Linked DNA regions of Homo sapiens: all the other regions are linked to region 1. The links are chromatin contacts, found by Hi-C or POLR2A ChIA-PET in ENCODE. All regions are on one chromosome and are shown on one strand. Each heading gives the region's core, a stretch centred on a gene start or an enhancer-like site at or near the end of the contact. The rest is flanking DNA. Distances are from core to core; before and after follow the strand shown.

Region 1 (3,183 bases), core at 3-2,502:
ACATTTGCCTAACCATGGAAAACCAGGATTTCCCAGGAGCACCTAGAAGGCAGGGAAAAGGGACGGGTGCCTCTGGCATTGCTTCCCTACGTACTGTTCTAATAAACCCCAATATGTGAAGCAAAACCAAGTGGCTTAGGCCTGCAGGGGCCAAATGACCAGAGTCAGGCAGCCATAATAGGTATAGAAACCAAGATCAAACCAAGTCACCCTATTTTCCTAACACAATTTCAGGAAAATCGAAGCTCTCTAATAGGGAGTCTCAAGATTTGCCACCTTCCTCATGGAGGGGTGAAAGGAATGCCTTATCAGGCACTTCAAAAGCGGGCCTTTGTCCTTTTGGTGCTGCAGCCAGGATGAAGTGGGCTTTGAGACCTTCACAAAAAGGCATCGGCCATTTTCATAAGAGGGAAAGCAGAGAGGTGAAGCTGGTTCCTACTTAGGACCCCGTGGGCTGTGGAGTGAGGAGAAAAAGCCATAGGATACAGATTACATCCTCTCATTAGTGATTAAAATCCATCAATCCTGCCAGAAGCTGCATGGCCCCAGGTATATCACTTCTCTCCCTAAGCTTTTTCATCTGTAAAATGGGGATCTCCGTTTCTCTCTCTGCACGTTTGCCATGTAGGTGACAGGGGCTAACGGACTTCGAATGCATACTGCAAAGGTGATGGTTTGAGCTAATAATAATAGTAATACAAATAACAATAGCAACCTTTGAACCCGCCATGTATTTAGCTCTTCACCCTTTAATTATTACAGCCATCATAACCACCCTTTTACCAGAAGAGAAAACTGAGGCTCAAAGATAAGGATCTTTCCAAGGGGCCTCCAGGGTGGGAATCAGTCTTCGGGCCGACCAATGCGGATGGAGGTTGGGCCCGGGTTCAGTCTGGGGCAGAGGTTCGGGTCAGGGGTGAGCCCTGGGAGAGGCCTTGAGGGTCGGAAGATAGGGGACAGGATCAGCCGGCCGGCAGGGGTCCGCACCTGCAGCCTAGGAAGAGATGGTTGGCCCAGACCATGGAGAGGGAGAGCAGCTGGTCCAGGCGGCCACTGCCGTCGGGCGGGTCGCGGTAGTCGGGCAGGTGGCGCAGGATGAATTCCATGCGGGCCTTCCATTGCTTCTCGCTCTCTGAGTAGGAGCGGAACTGCTCCGCGAAGTCGGCCGCCTGCCGCACCCCCGAAACCAGCTCCTCCACTGCGGCAGCCGCCTCGCCACCGACCATGGTGCCCGCCGCAGCCGAGGACCGGATAGCCCGCCGCCTTCCCGACGCGCACTGCGCCACCGCCTGCCGGCCAGAGGGGCCCCATCAGCGCACGACTGCTCCAGAAGACCAACCTGGAGCGCCCTCGCCCGGAGCGGCGGCCTGCGGGGGCACAGAGCGGCTCCTGGCTCCTCAGACCGCCGCAGCCCGTGGCTCCTGCCCTGGGTCTACCCAGGGCTACAAGGGTCTTTTGCGGTCGACCCTGCGGGGAACCGGTGGGAAAACTGAGGTCCCTAAACACAGATTCGGAGCGCCCTCTTCCAGTTGGCAGCTGGATGCCAGCCAGAGCTATGCTGTGCCCTTGCCCTGAGAGTTTCCCGGGCACCGCCTCATCCTGAGCGACATCAGGGGGCCCGGGTCACGGTCGACTTCCAGGGGTCTCCACAGCCACGAAGGTTGGGGCCCGCCTTCCTGGAGCGAGTAATCCATCCATCCCGTGAATACTTGCCAGGCACATTGCTAGGTGCTGGAGAGGCAATGAGAGCACATTCGGAGCCCTGCTCGCCTGAACTTTACCATGGAGTGGAGGAGTGGACATTAGTGACATAATTGCTCAAGTAAATGGAGAATTTCAGCGTTGACAAGTATTAGTAAAGAGAAGTTCAGCGTGCTACAACCATGAATAAGCAAGGGACCCAATCTAGTCTTGGGGTCAGGGAAGTGATCCTGGAGAAGTGAAGAATGAGCAGTTTTCTGAGTAAAGGGGAGTCGGTCAAAGCAAGAGAGAGCATGGCCTGGTAAGAGAATTGCAAGATAGGGGGTAGGAGGGGTTGGGGGGCGGGGCAGGGCAGGTAGAGAATGGAGAAGATGAAGTTGCAGAGGTCAGCAAGGCCAGTAGGCCAGGCAGGGATCCTGGCTAGATCCCAAGAATGGGGAGCCGCTGAAGGATTTTAACCAGAACAGTGACACCTGTGTTTACAAAAGATGCTGGAAGGAGCCAGAAACAATGTGTCCAGAGGAAATGAGCAAGTTTGGACTTGGTTTTAAATAGAGACAGGGTTTCGCCATGTTGCCCAGGCTGGTCTCGAACTCCTGAGCTCAAGTGATCCGTCTCCCTCAGCCTCCCAAAATGCTGGGATTACAGGTATGAGCCATCGTAACTGGCTGGACCTGAAAGTTTTTATTTAGCTGGCATGACTCTGCTGTCTGTTCGAGTCTCAGGTAGCAGACACACTGAGAGAAAAAAGAGCTTCCTTTTAAGTGGTGAATTTTCCATCCCTGGAAGCATTCAACTACAGTAACTGGGTGTTGGGGCTCAGAAACCAACACCCCAAAATGTATTTTGACATGCTGAACTGATGAAGAAGCCTCAAGGTCTCTGTGACCTCCGCCACCAACACACACTCCTGTCTGTCAATTCTTTGTTCCTCCCAAAGCACAAGATGAAGTTGTTCCCTTATCTGCCTAAATTTAGTCCAGAACGCCAAAGGAAACAATTATCTCTGGTTCCCTCCCTGAGTTTTCATTAAGTGAATTTGTTTTGCAGGAGGAAAGACTGAAGTATGGTCAACACACTAGGACAGACTTTTGTCACAAACCCTTGTCTCCTCTGCAGGCCCAACAGACTTTGTCCCAGGCCATTGCATGTTCTTCAAGCCCATTGAATTACCCTAAAAATCATTTACTACCCATCTAAAATATTCACACTCTGGATGATGGGGTAATCACTCTGTGATTAACTATGCACATTAATAAACTTGTATGTCTTTTCTCTTTTTTTTTTTTTTTTGAGAGCAAATTTCACTCTTTTTGCCCAGGCTGGAGTGCAATGGTGTGATCTCTGCTCACCGCAACTTCTGCCTCCCAGGTTCAAGTGATTCTCCTGCCTCAGCCTCCTGAGTAGCTGGGATTACAGGCACCTGACATCACGCCCGGCTAATTTTGTATCTTTAGTAGAAACGGGGTTTCACCATGTTGA
Region 2 (2,738 bases), core at 156-2,655, 410 kb before region 1:
AATGTTTAAAAACAGGAGCTACATTTATTGAACCCCTTCCACAACGCCACGTGTAGCAAAATGGTCTGCGGGGGATGGGCTGGATTCACCCAAAAAGCCCCAAGGGTGTCAGGGTTTCTACTTAGCCCTTCTCCACACCGGCACTGTTCTAAAGGTTTCATGCTAATTAATTCATTTTATTATTCCCCAAAACTCATCGAAGGAGAGGTACAATTGCTCCCGTCCTATAGATGAGAAAACGAAGGTATGGGGACTTCCCAGCTGTGTGACCTTGTACAAACCACTAAGACTGCGGGCCTCTAATCCAAAGTCAGGCTCCGAAACAGTTTCCAGAATGCACCGCCGCATTTGGCGAATGAATGAACGACCGAACCAGTAATCACTCCTAAGACCAAGAAGGCCACATCCTTCCCCGTGGGGCCTCCTTTTCCGAGGCCAAACCTTCAGCCCAGGCCCGAGCTCCGGCCTCTACCGCCTAAGTCGACTCTCGGCCGGCGCGTTCCGCTCTAGAAGGCTCTGGCACAGGCGGGCGGTGCCGGGCGCCAGCTTCTGCGGGCGTGGGCCGGCCAGGGCGCGTGGGCCTGGGGACTCGGGGCCACGGTCGTCACGTGAGCTCATCCCCGAGGCGGCAGCGTGGCCGGCACCCGCCCGCTGGCCTGGTCCGGCGAGCGTGGGCGGCGAACGGGTCCCCGCCGGATGCACGCTGGTGGGATCCAGGGCCAGAGGGCGCCGCCGGGGAAGGTCACCTAGACGCGCGGCCCGCCGGGCCTCCACGCGGCCGCCCTTGCACTTCCGCCCGCAAGCCCGGGCCGCCTCTCGCCGCCAGCCGCAGGCGTCTCTGGACCCTCGGCCTCGCGCTCCCCAGCCCAGACCTGTTCGGCACCCGCCTGTGCGGCCTTCTCTGCCCGCCCGCTCACCAGCCAGGCCCGCGCCGGCCGCTCGCGATCCCTCCCCGCGGCCGGGCTGCCGGGGCCCCTCGCCCGCTCCTCCCTCAGCGCCTCCCTCTCAGCTCCCCAGGGGCCTGGCCCCCGCCGTCCAGGGCGCAAGGAAGCCGGGGTCCTTTTCCGCTGCGCCTACCTCAGAGGATGTGGCGGCGGGCTCGGAGGCGGCTACGGCGGGGGCTGCGACGCGGAGGCAGGGAGCCGAGCCAGGGAGCGGAGCCGAGCGAGCGGCTGGGCCAAGGGCGGGGCGGCGCGGACGGCGGCGGCGCGGACCCGCCTCCCCTCCTGCGCGCCCGGCCCGGCGCGCTCCGCCCCCAGGCCCCGCCCGGGACAGCGTCCAGGCCGGGCCAGGGTCCCCATCCCGCTAGCGAGCCGCGTTCTTACCCTTCCGGGCCCCGCTGCCCCGGCAGCAGACACAGGAGCCTGCGGGCGTGTTGCGGGCGCGCGGGAGGACCTGCGTGAGTCGGGGCACGGGGAGGCGCCGGACTGACGTGTGCACCGTGTGTGCGTGCGCAGGGACACGCGGGTTCTTGCTGGAAACCTCGGCCCCAGTGGCAGCGCTCGGGAAGGGGGAGGAGGCCTTCCGATTCTCTGAGCTGTGGCCCGGAGGTCCCTGCGCTAATGGAAGACGCGCGGGGCTCCTGGGCCTCCTGCTTGGCCTCCGCGCTGCTAGATCCCCCGGGAGTTGATGTGGCCGGCGCTGGACCCAAGCCTCGCCTGGGTGGACAAAGTGGCCCCCGGCCCCCCATCAAAGCCCGCGTGGGCCCCATCCCCCGAGGGCAGTCCCAGGCCCAGCGCGGACACTGGGCGCCTGGGGCGGCGCAGATACAGAGTAGAGGCGGCGACTGTTGCTCCCGAGCTCCGCGCTCCGGATACAATGTGTCTGGCGCCTCCGACCCGCCCGCGCGGCGTCTAGACAATCTCAGAGAAAACCCCTGTGCGCCGATTTTGCACTACAGATTAGCGATTTTCTCCTGTAGCAAAGCTACTAGCAGCCAATTTCCATGCATTTGAGAGGCAAAAAGACAAAATAAAACAAAACGTGGATTGGGTTTTGCGAGGTCCCTGCTGGGTCTCTCGGCGCGAGGAGATCACGCCGGTTATGGCCGGCCGGCCGACTGAGGGCACCCCGGGTAACCCCCGCGACCAGCCGGGGCGTGTCCTGCGGGACCCAGTTAGTGTGTGTTGAGTGAACGGTCACCTCGCTGCTAGGCCTAAGCGAGTGGTCTCGTTCACCACTGAGTGTCCCCTGTGTTACGCGCGAGGCCCACTCGAAGCAGGTTTCGAGAATTAATTCGTAGATGGACGAAGATTCTACACATCCTTCGCCTTTGATCAACAAACGTCCTGGAAGGCTTGAGGCGTCTAGGGCCCTGTGGAGGAGGTGCCGGGTTACAGAATCAGGACACTCCTCACAGCCAGCTGCGACACTATCTAAAGCAGTGGGCAACTGGGGCTACGGAGGAGGCAATCAGGACTGGCTGCTGGGAAAAGGCGGCAGATTAAAAGTGGCGACTGGAGTTGGAAAAGGTGCTCCAGTGGGATAGGGTGCTGAGGAAGAGGGCAGCTGATACAGAGTGGGAGTGGGGTGCAGACAGGTTACCTAGGCCCTGTGTAGGGGCTGGGGGAGGGGTGACTGGGAATGTAAGGAAGAGCCCCCTTCAAGATCCTGAGGAGTGTAGGACGGATTCTATGACCCTCCCAGGCGCACGAGTTGCCTGGGAACTCTGGGCTTCCCAGCCTGGTGGTCCCCACCCCGCACACTGAGACTGGTGGGCAGGGGGAGGACAAGAACTC
Region 3 (2,926 bases), core at 3-2,502, 430 kb after region 1:
TTGTGTCCAGAGTTTTTTGTTGTTGTTGTTGTTTGTTTGTTTGAGACGGAGTCTCGTTCTGTCCCAGGCTGGAGTGCAGTGGTGCGATCTCGGCTCACAGCAACCTCCACCTCCTGGGTTCAAGCGATCCTCCTGCCTCAGCCTTCCGAGTAGCTGGGATTACAGGTGCGCACCACCATGCCCAACTAATTTTCGTATTTTTAGTAGAGAAGGGGTTTCACCATGTTAGTCAGGCTTGTTTCGAACTCCTGACCTCGTGATCTGCCCGCCTCGGCCTCCCAAAGTGCTGGGATTACAGGCGTGAGCCACCGCACCCAGGCTGTCCAGAGTTTTTATTGGTGTAGGTTTGATCAACTGTTCACATGGCTTATCTGTCTCCAGTCCCTCAGTAGTTTGAATGAATGGGCTTGCTTGTTTCGTGTGTTGTGTCCTGGCTTGTGTGTTTGTCCAGAAAAGTTGTTTCTCCTCCTTTCTTTCCTACTGGCAGGGCAGTACCTGGCTCAGGGCTGTGCTTATGGTAGAACTCAGTTCTATGAATTGTCCATCCTCAAATATCCTTCATTACATGGGGGAAAAGGGCAAGCATCCTCCTCTAGCCTCTTCCCACTGCTTAATAAAGTGTCTCCCTTTCAGTAGCTGCCCTAATTCTGGATCCTCTCCATTCTGACATCTGGAAATTCACAGGAGGAAGGAGTGAGGAAATGAATCCCTTCTAAGTGGGTTTGTGTGAGGTGACTGATATGTCAGATATCTCACAAGAAAAACATAATAGCGGTAGTTTGTTGTTCCATCCTTTCCTGTGATTATGGAATAATGAATGCGACAATTCCTGGGGCGTGGTGGCTTACGCCTGTAATCTGCGTGGATCATAGGATGTCCCATAAAATAAAGCTTTTCATTATCACATGATCCTGGGCATGAAGAGTCCCAACTCCCCTGACTATCATTTATTTGTCCTGTATCTAAGAAATGGGGTCAGCAGGAGTTCCAGCATCTCAGAATTGTGGTGAAAACCAATACAAGTAAGGAAGTTATTAATTCCCCATTTGGTGGGTTCCTCAACCCCAGCCACTGGGGACGGTCCACGCCGGATCACCAGCAGCTCAGGCTTAAGGCCACGACGCGCAAGCGCAGCCTGCCAGCCTGGCTCCCTCCCAAAGCTTGCGTGCAGGTTGGCGGCGGGAGATCGGGTCTCGCGATGCGAGTGAGCGTGTGCGTGCGCGGCCCTCGCGAGCTCGCGCACGCCGCCTCTAACACTACAGGGTGGTAGCGGCCTCTTCGTACTGCGTCCGGGGCAGGACCGTGCGCGGCGGCCGCGGCGGGTGCTGGGAGCCAGCGCCTGCCTCGCCGCCGCCCTCGCTGCCTGCCACTCCGTCTTGGCCCGTTCTCCGCACCGTGCAGAGGCGGCGGGCTGGGGAGGGAGCGGCGCCAGCACGAGGTTCCCAGCCGCTGGGAAGCCCCTAGACGCGCCGAGGGGCCGGGCTACGAGCGGCTGAGGTAGGTAGGGGTGCGCGGGCTGGTCAGCCGGCCGGGAGCGGGGTAGGGCGGCGGCGAGAACGGGCGCCTCGCTGACCGGGGAGAAGAGGCCTCCTGCCAAGGGGCCCTAGTGTAGCCGGAGTGAGAGGAGGGGCCCCGGACGTAGCCTGCTCTTCCCCGGTGTGGAGCCATTACGGGGGGACATTCCTCCTGCGGCGGGGGGAGGGAGCCCCCTTTCTTTTCTTTGAGAGGTCAGAATCCGCAGTCCGCCCTTCGCCTTTAAATAAAAGCCTGCCGGCTCGAGATCGGCGTCGCGATGGAGTGCCCGTGGACTTCTACGCTTGCGGAACTCCGAGTGGACGGATAGCGGCTTATGAATTTTGCTTTTTAGAGGGTACACAACCCTTTCTCTAGGGTGGCGTGCATCTTCTGCAAACTTGTTATTGCCAATACGCTAATAGTCGCTTTCAGCACACAACAGGTAATACATTCTAAACGCCTCGTGTCAAAATAAGGAGAGTCCTTATTTGTGCACCGTGGGGCACAGTTAAGGAGCAGGAAGAAGACAAAGGAGGCCGTTATTTATGTGCCGTCCTATTATCAAAACTTTCCGTGGTGGGGCAGGGTGCGTGGCTATTGGCCTCTGCTGAATGGACTTTCAGAGTGATTGAGGTGAGTTGCAAATCTTCATTTAGAATTATGAAACGTATATGATTATACATAATAGTTAGTCAAATGACCTGAAATAAATCTCTGAGAATTACGTGATCTTTGATCTTTGGAGAACAGAACTTGGGTTTCTTGAAAGGAAGCTTTCTCCATGTTTAGAAAGCTTCAGGGATGCTTTGTGAAGTTACTAAAAATAGTTACATTTCTTTATGTTGGCAGTAATGACTGCCACATTCAAGAGAAGAGAAAGGAATTGTTCTATAAAGAACGGCTCATTTTAGGGGTTAAACTTTAGGAGTTAAACACAATAAAACAACTTCAAGGATGGTAAGTTTTAGCTTATGCTTTAAGTATTCGAATTTAGTCACAGTCCAAATATATAGAAGCTCTTAGTTGACTCCTGTACATTCAGGGAACTATTTATTGGTTGTTTTTGTTTGTTTTGTTTTTTTTGAAACGGAGTCTCACTCTGTCCCCCAGGCTGGAGTACAGTGGCGCGATCGCGGCTCACTGCAACCTCTGCCTCCCGGGTTCAAGCAATTCTCCTGCCTCAGCCTCCCAAGTAGCTGGGATTATAGGCATGCGCCACCACACCCAGCTAATTTTTGTATTTTTAGTAAAGATGGTGTTTAACCATGTTGACCAGGCTGGTCTCGAACTGCTGACCTCGTGATCCACCCTTCTCAACCTCCCAAAGTGCTGGGATTACAGGCGTGAGCCACTGCACCCGGCTTCAGTAACTATTTAAAAAGATGATCTTTAACCTTTGATAGTCTACACA

The links. Hi-C counts contacts between places; a loop is a spot of excess contacts on that map. ChIA-PET counts read pairs that join two places held with the same protein, here RNA polymerase II (POLR2A). Pooled maps may share reads with other maps.
Region 2: a map with no recorded cell type shows a loop between it and region 1 (22-fold over the local background). The contact joins the promoter of VDAC1 here to the promoter of CDKN2AIPNL in region 1. A Hi-C loop is called at or near these places in 1 of 37 single-sample maps with no recorded cell type and 7 of 50 pooled maps. POLR2A ChIA-PET finds 5 or more read pairs at or near these places in 2 of 52 experiments (activated T-cell and activated naive CD4-positive, alpha-beta T cell).
Region 3: a pooled map shows a loop between it and region 1 (6-fold over the local background). The contact joins the promoter of C5orf24 here to the promoter of CDKN2AIPNL in region 1. A Hi-C loop is called at or near these places in 1 of 37 single-sample maps with no recorded cell type and 6 of 50 pooled maps.

The regions. Positions count from the first base shown.
Region 1 is chr5:134,410,629-134,413,811 of GRCh38, forward strand. It overlaps CDKN2AIPNL (CDKN2A interacting protein N-terminal like), which reads right to left and starts at 1,253. Exons shown (of 3, transcript NM_080656.3): 1 at 988-1,253. The coding sequence starts at 1,226. RefSeq lists enhancers at 645-1,383, 907-1,396, 1,384-2,121.
Region 2 is chr5:134,003,570-134,006,307 of GRCh38, forward strand. VDAC1 (voltage dependent anion channel 1) reads right to left here and starts at 1,406. Exons shown (of 9, transcript NM_003374.3): 1 at 1,326-1,406. RefSeq lists enhancers at 130-179, 190-239, 1,890-2,009, 2,080-2,139, 2,180-2,249 and silencers at 470-1,509, 1,570-1,629, 1,670-1,719.
Region 3 is chr5:134,844,716-134,847,641 of GRCh38, forward strand. It overlaps C5orf24 (chromosome 5 open reading frame 24), which reads left to right and starts at 1,253. Exons shown (of 2, transcript NM_001135586.1): 1 at 1,253-1,497. RefSeq lists an enhancer at 964-1,699 and silencers at 1,219-1,598, 1,629-1,678.